2 separate regions of the Homo sapiens genome follow, and region 2 is linked to region 1. A link is an interaction called in ENCODE POLR2A ChIA-PET data of the cell type or tissue named here. Cell type or tissue: OCI-LY7. All regions are shown on one strand. Region 1 overlaps ITPK1 (inositol-tetrakisphosphate 1-kinase). Region 2 overlaps ITPK1 (inositol-tetrakisphosphate 1-kinase).

Evidence for each region. ChIA-PET counts read pairs that join two places held together with the same protein. Peaks named below come from ENCODE experiments on the same cell type or tissue, not always from the same donor. Only the 100,000 strongest peaks of a DNase experiment are listed, where the experiment ranks them.
Region 2: POLR2A ChIA-PET joins it to region 1 with 6 read pairs; 7 of 35 experiments call an interaction of 5 or more read pairs at or near these places.

The regions. Positions count from the first base shown.
Region 1 is chr14:93,020,320-93,025,319 of GRCh38, reverse strand. The region is part of intron 3 of ITPK1 (inositol-tetrakisphosphate 1-kinase); the gene reads left to right. Among named protein-coding and RNA genes, the nearest start is that of ITPK1-AS1, 45 kb to the left of the region's middle. In OCI-LY7, no CTCF peak of the experiment used is centred here; a DNase peak (open chromatin) is centred at 2,049.
Region 2 is chr14:93,101,719-93,106,718 of GRCh38, reverse strand. All of the region lies in intron 2 of ITPK1 (inositol-tetrakisphosphate 1-kinase), which reads left to right. Among named protein-coding and RNA genes, the nearest start is that of ITPK1, 12 kb to the left of the region's middle. In OCI-LY7, CTCF peaks have their summits at 1,343 and 1,547; a DNase peak (open chromatin) is centred at 2,878; H3K4me3 peaks cover 685 bases.

The DNA.
Region 1 (5,000 bases):
GCAACGTGGGCGGCGCTAGGCAGGCCTTACCACTGTCTGCTTGCCCCCACAGCCTCCATTCCTGCTCTTGATTTCCGGGTTGGGGTGCCAGTGCCAGGCCCTTCATCTTGGAGAACTCTGCAAAGCTGACAGTGGTGTGCTGTGTCGGTGGCCGGCAGGATGGAAAGACCCTGATTCCAGCCCTGGACAGGTTCTCGCTTCCTGACCCAGGTGGCTCTCAGGAGATGGCGTTGTGGTTGAAAACTTGAGGCCTGCCAGCTAGGATTTCAGAATTGTCCTGTTCTCCTGGAACTGGGGCAAGTCTGGGTTGTTGACGCTGTGCTTGTGGGTGCTTCCCTGCCTCTGGCCCCCTCAGATTGTATCTCGGACCACATGATAGCTCCCCCCAGCCTCAATCCCTGCACATCAGGAAAGGACGTCTAGCCAGCTGTGTTGTCGGCCCACTCCCCTTCCTGATGAAGGCAGAAGGCTCAGGAGCCTGTGTCCCGGAGCCACAGGGACCTGGGGGTGTTGGGGGAGATTTGCTGGTTATACAGCCTCAGTTCGGTTGTTTTGCCTCTTGACTTCCTTGCTTCATGTGTAAAATGGTGACAGTGGCCTCTGCCTCCTAAGGACATGGAGATTATGTGCTAAGGAGATTAGGTCTGTCATTTGCTCACTGCAGCACCTGGAATATAAGGGTCCCGGTAGTTCTGGTGGAGGTGATTATCAGAATCATGCTGGTGGAAAGCCAAAGAAGGCCAGAAAGGCCTCCGCTGAGGCCAGAGAACATCCAGCCTCATGTGAGGAAGAAAGTCCTATTTGCTGACACCTGTACAGCATGGTCAGCTCTAGTCACAGAGGGAGGTAATCGATGGCTGGCCCTGGCTGTGTGCTCATCGCGACTATAGGAAGGATATTTCTTTACCCTCACTCCACAGGCGAGGAAGCAGGCTTGGGGAGGGGAGGGATGTGCCCTTCCCCAGGCTGCACAGCTGGAGGCTCAGCCCCTGCCCTCTAACCCCTGGGCATCCTTCTGCCTGGGGAGGGAGCACCTCTGTGCTTGAGGTGGCTTGGGAAGAAGAGCACTGGCCAGCCATGGAGGAGTGCTGTGGGCAAGAGGATTCCGCGAGTTCCTTCCTCCAGGCCTGGCAACAGGAGGTTCATGTGTGGGATCCTCTCCGCTCTCCCCGCAACACACACAGGGCGGTCAGGCTTTGTTACGTGGCTTCTGACTCCCCACCTTGTGGATCCAGACCTGCCAGCCCTTTTATGCTCCCTTTTTTTCTTTTTCTGCTAGCCTGTGATTCGTACTTTCCCCCCAGGACAGGACTAGATTGGTGCCTGGCAACAGAGGGGAGGGGTTAGCTCCTATCAGCTCTGACTCTGGCCTCTCAGGTGCCACTGTGAACAATAACACAGATGAAGCAGCCCCTTGGCCAAGATGCACGGGATCGAGGGACTCATCTGGCAGGTTGAGGGGACTGCTAGGGGTGAGCTTTCCTAGGATGCTGGGGAATAGCCACGTCGTGATGTGGCTCTATCAAGGCTCCTGCCTTTTGCTCCTAAGGGCTCTGACAAGTTATCTTCCCCTTACAGGATAAATCCCCATTCCTCTCTCATCCAAATACTAATAAACTACAATGTGAAAAAAATCATAGCTAAATCCTGTTCTCAACCTTGCAGTTACCTGTCGGGGCCTGTTTGCCTTAATCTGCTTTTCTCCCCTTCCCTTTCCCTTCCCTTCCATCCTTCCTTTGTTTCAACAAATGAAAAAGAAAAGCTTGGGGTAGGGGGACCAGCTATTTTATGAGGACAGATTTGGTTGTGCTGTATTAACCAACAGCCTCAGAATCTTAGCTGAAAACCGTGGGTTATTCCGCACTCATGCCACATGTCCACAGGGCCAGCTGGGGGCTCTGTCCATCTTATTCACTCAGAGATCTAAAACTGAGCAGCCCCATCTGGAAGGTTGCTGGTCCTGCACCAGAGGGGAGAGAGGGCTCTGGAGACCTTACTCCTGCAGTTACATGCTCTGCCCAGGAAACGGCATGTTCTGTTTTCACTCACAGCTCATTGGCCAGAACGAGTCACATGATCACCCATTTACCAGGGAATCAGGAAGTGCAGTCCTGCCTTGTGTCCAGAAAAGGGGCTGATAGGCCGTGTGCGGTGGCTCACACCTGTAATCCCAGCATTTTGGGAGGCCAAGGCGGGCAGATCACATGAGATCAGGAGTTCAAGACCAGCCTGGCCAAACATGGTGAAACCCAGCACATCTCTACAAAACAAACAAACAAACAAGCAAAAACAGAAAAGGGGCTGCTATACCCACAGTCCTTTTATTTTCATATTCTGGGTTTTCTTATCAGCCTTTTCCACAGTAAATGTTGGTTCATGTGGTTGTAATTCAAGCACCTACTCTTATCTCTATCAAGACCTCTTCATTGTCATCTCAGTTACTGTTTTTTTCTTTGTTTTTGTTTTTTTGTTTTTGTTGTTTTTTAAGAGATATGGCCAGGCACAGTGGCTCACGCCTGTAATCCCAGCACTTTGGGAGGCTGAGGCAGGTGAATCACTTGAGTTTAGGAGTTCAAGACCAGCCTGCCCAACATCTGGTAGAGATGAGTAGTGAAACCCATCTCTACTAAAAATACAAAAATTAGCTGGGTGTGGTGGTGCACGCTTGTAATCCCAGCTACTTGGGAAGCTAGGCAGGAGAATCACTTGGACCCGGGAGGCAGAGGTTGCACTGAGTGGAGATCATGCCACTGTACTCCAGCCTCGACGGTAGACCGAGACTGTCTCAAAAAAAAAAAAAAAAAGATGTGGTCTTGCCATGTTGGCCAGGGTGGATTCAAACTCCTGGGCTCAAATGATCCTCCCACCTCAGCCCCATGAGTAGCTGGGATTACAAGTGTGCCCCACTGTGCCCAGCCACACCATCTCAGTGGCTCTTGACTAGCCCTTTGTGGTGGCATGCCCAGCATTAGCCAGCACCCCGTTTTCACACATGCTCTCTGTGTCTTTTCTCTTGTCAATATGTTGTCAGTGACTCTCCCTAGGCCAGAAGTGGCCTTCACTTGTTGATCATTTCCTTAGGCCAGCATCCTGGGAGTGGGTGTGCTTATCCTTTGCCTGCTCTTGGACCTGGCCTTCCAGCACCCAGTGTTGGGAACGCAGAACAGGACTGGCCCATCCTGAGAACTCAGGGTCAGTCCTATTCTTAAGGAGCTGTGCTTGCTGAATGGGTGTAGCTTTTCTGGGTCTAATGTCAGCTCGTAAATTCCCAGAACTTTGGCTCTGCAAGGTAGCACCATCCTCAGGCCATTTAGTTGTCTTGACCCTTTATCTTCTAGGGAGAAAAGTTACCCACTCTTATGCCTTCACGAGTTTGCCGTTTCTTCCCATTATCCGAGTAATTGGAAACCAGTTACTCAGAAATCAGGGAATTGGGTCAGAGAGCATTTTCAACAGCTTCCCTCCCCAGCCTGGGGCAGAGGCTGCTAGGGTGACCAGTACCATCCTTGTCCCAGCCTGCTGGTCTTGGTGGCAGCCCCAAATGACCTTTAGCTCTTGACCTCTCTGGAGCACCTTTGAGAATGAGAGTTGTTCTTGCCAGGGAAAAGACTCCATCTCCTCTTCTCCAGTCTTCCTTTGGAATCAAACCCACTGAAAACACACCACTGGCATGGAGTCCTCTGAGGCCAAGCTCGTTTCTTTTTCTTTTTCTTTTCTTTTTTTTTTTGAGACAGGGTCTCATTCTGTCGCCCAAGCTGGAGTGCAGTGGCATCATCTCGGCTCACTGCAACCTCCGCCTCCCGGGTTCAAGCAATTCTCCCACCTCAGCCTCCCAAGTAGCTGGGACTACAGGTGCACACCACCACACCTGGCTAATTTTTGTATTGTTTGGTAGAGACAGGGTTTCACCATGTTGGCCAGGCTGGTCTTAAACTCCTGACCTCAAGTGATCGGCCCACCTGGCCTCCCAAAGTGCTGGGATTACAGGCACAAGCCACTATGTCCGGCCCCAACATCCTTCTGGAAGTCTGTCCATGAGGTTCCCAGATCTGACTTTCCCTTCTGGAGAGACCTGCTTCTGCTTGGCAAGGCCTTTGAACTTTGGCAATGGCAGTTCTGTCCCAGATTCTCAGATCCATGGAGAGGGCAGAGGAATAAGTCAGACTTCAGCCCTCTCACCCTTTATTGGGGCCATTTTGTCTCAAGCTTGGTTGGGACAAAACTTTTCGGAAGTTTCCACTGGTCAGTAATAATAAGAATAGTAAGTATAGGGAAATACAATAGCTGACATTTATTGAGTGTCACTGGCTAGGTACTGCTAAGAGTGAGTGTGAAGTTGTGAGACTGTGACATGTTATTTAACCACCCTGTGCCTCTCATGAGTCCCCGTCTCAGACTATTGTGAGAATTGAGCAACTCAGTGCATGTGAAGTGCTTAGAGTAGAGCCTGGCACCGAGCAAGTGTGCAAGAGCTGGGTGCTAGTGCTGGGATCGCGAGGCTTCTTGCTTTAAAGACAAGGAAACTGAGGTTCCTAGAGGGCGGTGGCCACACAGCCCTCCCCATTATCTGAGTAATTGGAAACCAGTTACTGAGAAATTGAGGAATTGGGTCAGAAAGATTATATGATACCGTGGGGGAAGAGCAGCCCCCAGCGCAGGAGCAGGAGACAGTGGATTAAAGAATCAGCATCATAACTGGGGTTACGGTGCAATCCTGGAGCGACGTGCAAAGGGTTCTGGGGCTGTGGGCAACACAAGGGAGCCACTAATTCTTCCTGTTTGGGCTGAGGTGAGTTGAGAAATGTGAAAGAGGATTGAACTTTTGCTCTGGGACTCATAACAATCCTGTGAGGTGCAGGGAAGGGTGAGTAGCATCCTCATTTTATGACTGGGGAAACTGAGGTACCACACAGCTCAGTGACCTGCTCTTGTTCAGAAGCAGTGGATTGGAGATGGGTTTCTAGGCCTGTCTGCCTGGCCCACCCCTCCCCAGTTCCAGA
Region 2 (5,000 bases), 81 kb before region 1:
AGGAGGTGAAGGCAAACCAGCTCTCAGATGCACTGGAAATGCTGCAAGGTGTGACTAGAGCCAGGAAACCTGCAAACAGGAGAGAACTATGGCGCAGTGGCTGCAGCCACTTTAGCACTCTGTGGTCAGAGAAGGCCTCTCTAAGGAGGCGACATTCAGCAAGAGGGGCCTAGAGCTCTCTCCAGGAGCTAAAGGACCCACAGGGTGGACGGTGTCCACTTTGTAGAGGCCACACACCCTGGCCTCTACCATAAGCCTTATAAGCCTCTGCCATAAGCCCTGGGTTCCATGTGGATTGGAGGGCAGGCAGCTCTGGGCAGAACTGAGGCCGGTTTCCACCTTAGACAGGGTGGTTCAAGGAGGTGTCGGGGTGTCCTTCTAGAGCCTTGTTTCCTGACAGTGTGACCTTCCTCCCATCCGAGGGAGGCTGCAGTTATGCCCTCGGGGCCAGGGATAGGAAGACAAAATGCTCCCCGTGGGTCTGGTTCAGTCCAGCCTTTGTGTTCTGGAAATGAGCCGCTCTGGGCTGTGGGGTGGTGGGGTGGATGGGGTGGTAGTGGGTGGGTCAGCTGACCTTTCTCAAGAATCAGGTTAGGTCTCAGGTGCCCAAGGGAGCCGAGGGAAGCCGCGCCTGACCTGTGTGCTCTTTGGCAGTCATCGATCTTCCTCCAAGTTACTTGTTTGCCAAACTTGCCCAACAAAAGAGACACCAGGGGATGGGCGTGGTGGCTCACGCCTATAATCCCAGCACTTTGGGAGGCTGAGGCGGGCGGATCACCTGAGGTCAGGAGTTCAAGACCAGCTTGGCCAACATGGTGAAACCCAGTCTCTACTAAAAATACAAAAAATCAGCTGGGTGTGGTGACTGGCACCTGTAATCCCAGCTGCTCGGGAGGCTGAGGCAGGAGAAACGCTTGAACCCGGGAGGTGGATGTTGCAGTGAGCCGAGATCGCGCCACTGTACTCCAGCCTGGGTGACATGAGTGAAACTCTGTCTCAAAAAAAAAAAAAAAAAACCCCACAAAAATTAGCCAGGCGTGGTGGTGGGTGCCTGTAATCCCAGCTACTACTCGGCAGGCTGAGGTGGGAGAATCGCTTGAACTCAGGAGGCGGAGGTTGTGGTGAGCCGAGATTGCGTCACTGCAGTCCAGCCTGGTGACAGAGCAAGACTCCGTCTCCAAAAAAAAAAAAAAAAAGCTCCAGGGGCACTGGGGAGAAGGGAGAAGTACACATCCTGAAGTCTCCCTTCCCTGTGAGATGAAGATTCTCCTGGGAAGGGGGCTGGGGAGCTCCTTGTGAAGTACCCTGATGATTTTTATGGGAAACTACTCACTGTCATTTCATGAAGTGCCTCAGAAGACCTTACCCCAAAACTGTCAGGCGTGGGGAAGCACCGAGTTAGCCAAGGCTGAAGCAGTGTGTTTCAGACTTCTCAGGGGCAGGTCCCCTCCAGGAGGTTTGCTGGAGCCAGAGGTTCCCAGGCTGGCTCCTGGGTCTCTGTACCCTGAGCTCACTGTGGGAATCTCCAGTCTGGCACCGTTCACCTGAGGCCTCACTGGAGCCCCCTCATGCAGGAGGGAGACATGGCAGGGGCACCAGGTCGTCAGCCCAGCCCAGTTCTACCTGCTGTTGCTACCTTTTGCCAAATTCCTTCTCAAAAGAAGCCTTTTCAGATTTCTTGCCTCTGGCTGCTGGTTTGCCCGGAGTGTATAGAAAGGAGCTAGTTTTGCACAAGAGACATTCCTGGGACCGATCTGGCCAGATAGACACTTGTGGCGTTTTCCTCAGCAGTTTACGCTGCAAACCCATGGACTCCTCAGCAACCATTCTTATTAGCCTGGGGTCACTCTGGGCGCTCTTGGAGCCCAAGCCAGAAACTGGGACTCTGGGTTTGTTCAGGCGGCCTGCTGTGCTTTGGCAGGGCTGTGTTGCTTCCTCTCTGCCCCCTTGTACATTCATGGCTCATGCCAGATCTCAGAGGATCCTGAGAACCTACCATGGGGGTCAGGCACTATTGCAGATGGGATAACTACCCTCCAGGATGGCTGAGGGGTCTCCATTTGCTAGATGAGGGCCCTGAGACTCAGGGAGAGGCCAGGTGCTGTGAGCAGCACAGCTTGGATTCACCCTCAGGGATGGGTGACTCCTGAAACCATGCTGTTTCCACTCCGCCAGGTTGCCTTTGTCTTCAACACAGCATCCAGCTGCCGTCGATCGATGTCAGGAAAATCAAGGAGTTCTGTTCTTTTTTTTTTTGAGATGGAGTTTCGCTATTGTCACCCAGGCCGGAGTGCAAGGTGTGATCTTTGTTCACTGCAACCTCCACCTCAGCCTCCCCAGTAGCTGGGATTACAGGCACCCGCCATCACACCCAGCAAATTTTTGTATTTTTAGTGGAGAAGATGGGGTTTCACCATGTTGGCCAGGCTAGTCTCAAACTCCTGACCTCAGGTGATCTGCTCAACTTGGCCTCACAAAATGCTGGGATTACAAGTGTGAGCGACCGCGCCCTGCCTCAAGGGGTTCTTTTCTGAGCATCCTTTGTGTGCAGTTGTTGGGCCCAGGAGGATAGTGCATGGTGGAGATGGCAGTGAAGTTGGAGCATGAGACTTGTCCTGAGCCTCTGCCCTCCCAACTGTAAGGTGGGTGCAGTGCACCCGCCCTAGGGCCAAATGATAGGATTCCCCCTCCACCCAAGAGGCCACCTCACCTGCCCTCCTACCCGCCCAAGGCAGGGCCTGGGGCCTCTGACACATCTCTGCTGGGAGCTGCCACCCATCTTTTTCTGGGGGATCCTCCAGTGGTCAGCTTGCTGCTTCCTGGGCAGGGCGGGGCATGGTAGATGGGTGCAGAGAGAACCCTCCTGTGGCAGTTTCACTTTCATTTCTGCCTCACACCCTGTTTCCATCCAACAGTCAAGGGCTGGGCTGCGGAGGTGAGGAAACATCCGGTCTCCACCCTGGGGTACTTGTCCTAGTGCAGGTTCCCAGGCCTCCCCCTCCCCTGGAATGAATCTGGGGTGGGCCGTGGCATCTTCTTTTTAAAAAACACCCCATTCATTCCTTTATGCACTTACATGCCACATACTTACTGAGTGCCTGCTGTATGCTGGGCACTCCTGGGTTCTGGGGATTGATACAGCAGTGAGCACCACAGTCTCCTGGAGCCCCAGGGTCAGTCTTAGGGAGAGCTTCAGGGCAGTTGTCTCACCACTGGGAGCTCTTGCCCACAGTGTGCTGGGTCACGTACCTCTCAGGGTCCTGGGCTCGTGAGTTTCTTCTTCTTCTTATTTTTTTTTTGAGATGGAGACGGAGTCTTGCTCTATTGCCCAGGCTGGAGTGCAGTGGTGCAATCTCACTGCAACCTCTGCCTCCCGGGTTCAAGCGATTCTCCTGCCTCAGCCTCCTGAGTAGCTGGGATTACAAGCACGCGCCACCACGCCCGGCTAATTTTTGTATTTTTAGTAGAGATGGGGTTTCACTGTGTTGGTCAGGCTGGTCTTGAACTCGTGATCTGCCCGTCTCAGCCTCCCAAAGTGCTGGGATTACAGGCGTAAGCCACCATGCCCGGCCCTATTTTTCTTTTTTTCTTTCTTTCTTTCTTTTTTTTTTTTTTTTTTGAGATGGAGTCTTGCTTTGTCGCCCAGGCTGGAGTGCAGTGGCGCGATCTTGGCTCACTGCAAGCTCCGCCTCCCAGGTTCATGCCATTCTTCTGCCTCAGCCTCCCGAGTAGCTGGGACTACAGGCGCCTGCCACCATGCCCGGCTAATTTTTTGTATTTTTAGTAGAGACAGGGTTTCACCGTGTTAGCCAGGATGGTCTCGATCTCCTGACCTCGTGATCCGCCCACCTCGGCCTCCCAAAGTGCTGGGATGACAGGCATGAGCCACCACTCCCAGACTTGTTTCTGTCTTTTTTGCCGTTGTTGTAGAGACAGGGTTTCACTGTGTTGGCCAGGTTTGGCTGTAACTCCTGAGCTTGATCGATCGCCCGTCTCAGCCTCCCGAAGTGTTGGGATTATAGGCTTGAGCCACTGTGCCTAGCCAGCCTATTTTCTTTTTCTTTTTTGTTAGTCTTGCTCTGTCATCCAGGTTGGAGTGCAGTGGTGTGATCTTGGCTCACTGCAACCTCCACCTCCCAGGTTTAAGTGATTCTCGGACCTCAGGTGATCCTTCCACCTCAGCCTCCCAAAGAGTTGGGATTACAGGTGTGAGCCACCACGCCCAGCCCAGCCTATTTTCTTTAAGATTTTAAAGTCCTAACATTCGTCATGGGATCCTTGAAAAGAAAAGGAATTATGGCCTTGCCACTAGAGGCCTTTGCCGCCTCCCTGCAGGAAGGTGTGTCCCGCGGCATTGGGATCGTGTTGGAGAAAGGTTTTGCTTCCTGCACAGTCAGCTCCCAAGCACCCTTTTTATCACCTTGACCTGGGCGCAGCCAAGCCGTGGCCTGTGCTTGCGGAGATTTGGGTGCCCCATCCTCTCGCTGCTCTGGGGAAGCCTGTAGCTGTGGAGAGGCCAGTCCAGGCCCCAGCTTCTGACCTTTGTCTACATATCAGGAGGAGCCCTCCTGGTGAGGAATGTGCCTCGTTCTTTTGGGGGAGCTGACGAGGTGCCTGTAGTGTGGAGGGTTAGGGGCAGGGGAGTCCCTCCAGAAATGCACTTAAGCTTGCAGAGTCACCCTGCCCTGCATTGTTAAGTGGTATAAGGACAGTTAGCTCCAGAAACAGCAGTGGCTCCTGTCTCTGGAGCTCTAGCTTCATGCCTGACATGGTGCTGAGCGCTAACATGTGGCTCTTTGAAGCTGTCAGTCCGTATGTGGAGACTGAGGCTCAGAGAGGGTAAGTGACTTTCCCGGGGTTTCATAGCCGATCACCCTGGGGGTGGGGTTCAAACATCAGTTTGCACAGTGCCGCGATCTCAGGTCACTGCAACCTCCACCTCCTGGATTCAAGCGATTCTCCTGCCTCAGCCTTCCGAGTAGCTGGAGTCACAAGCGCAC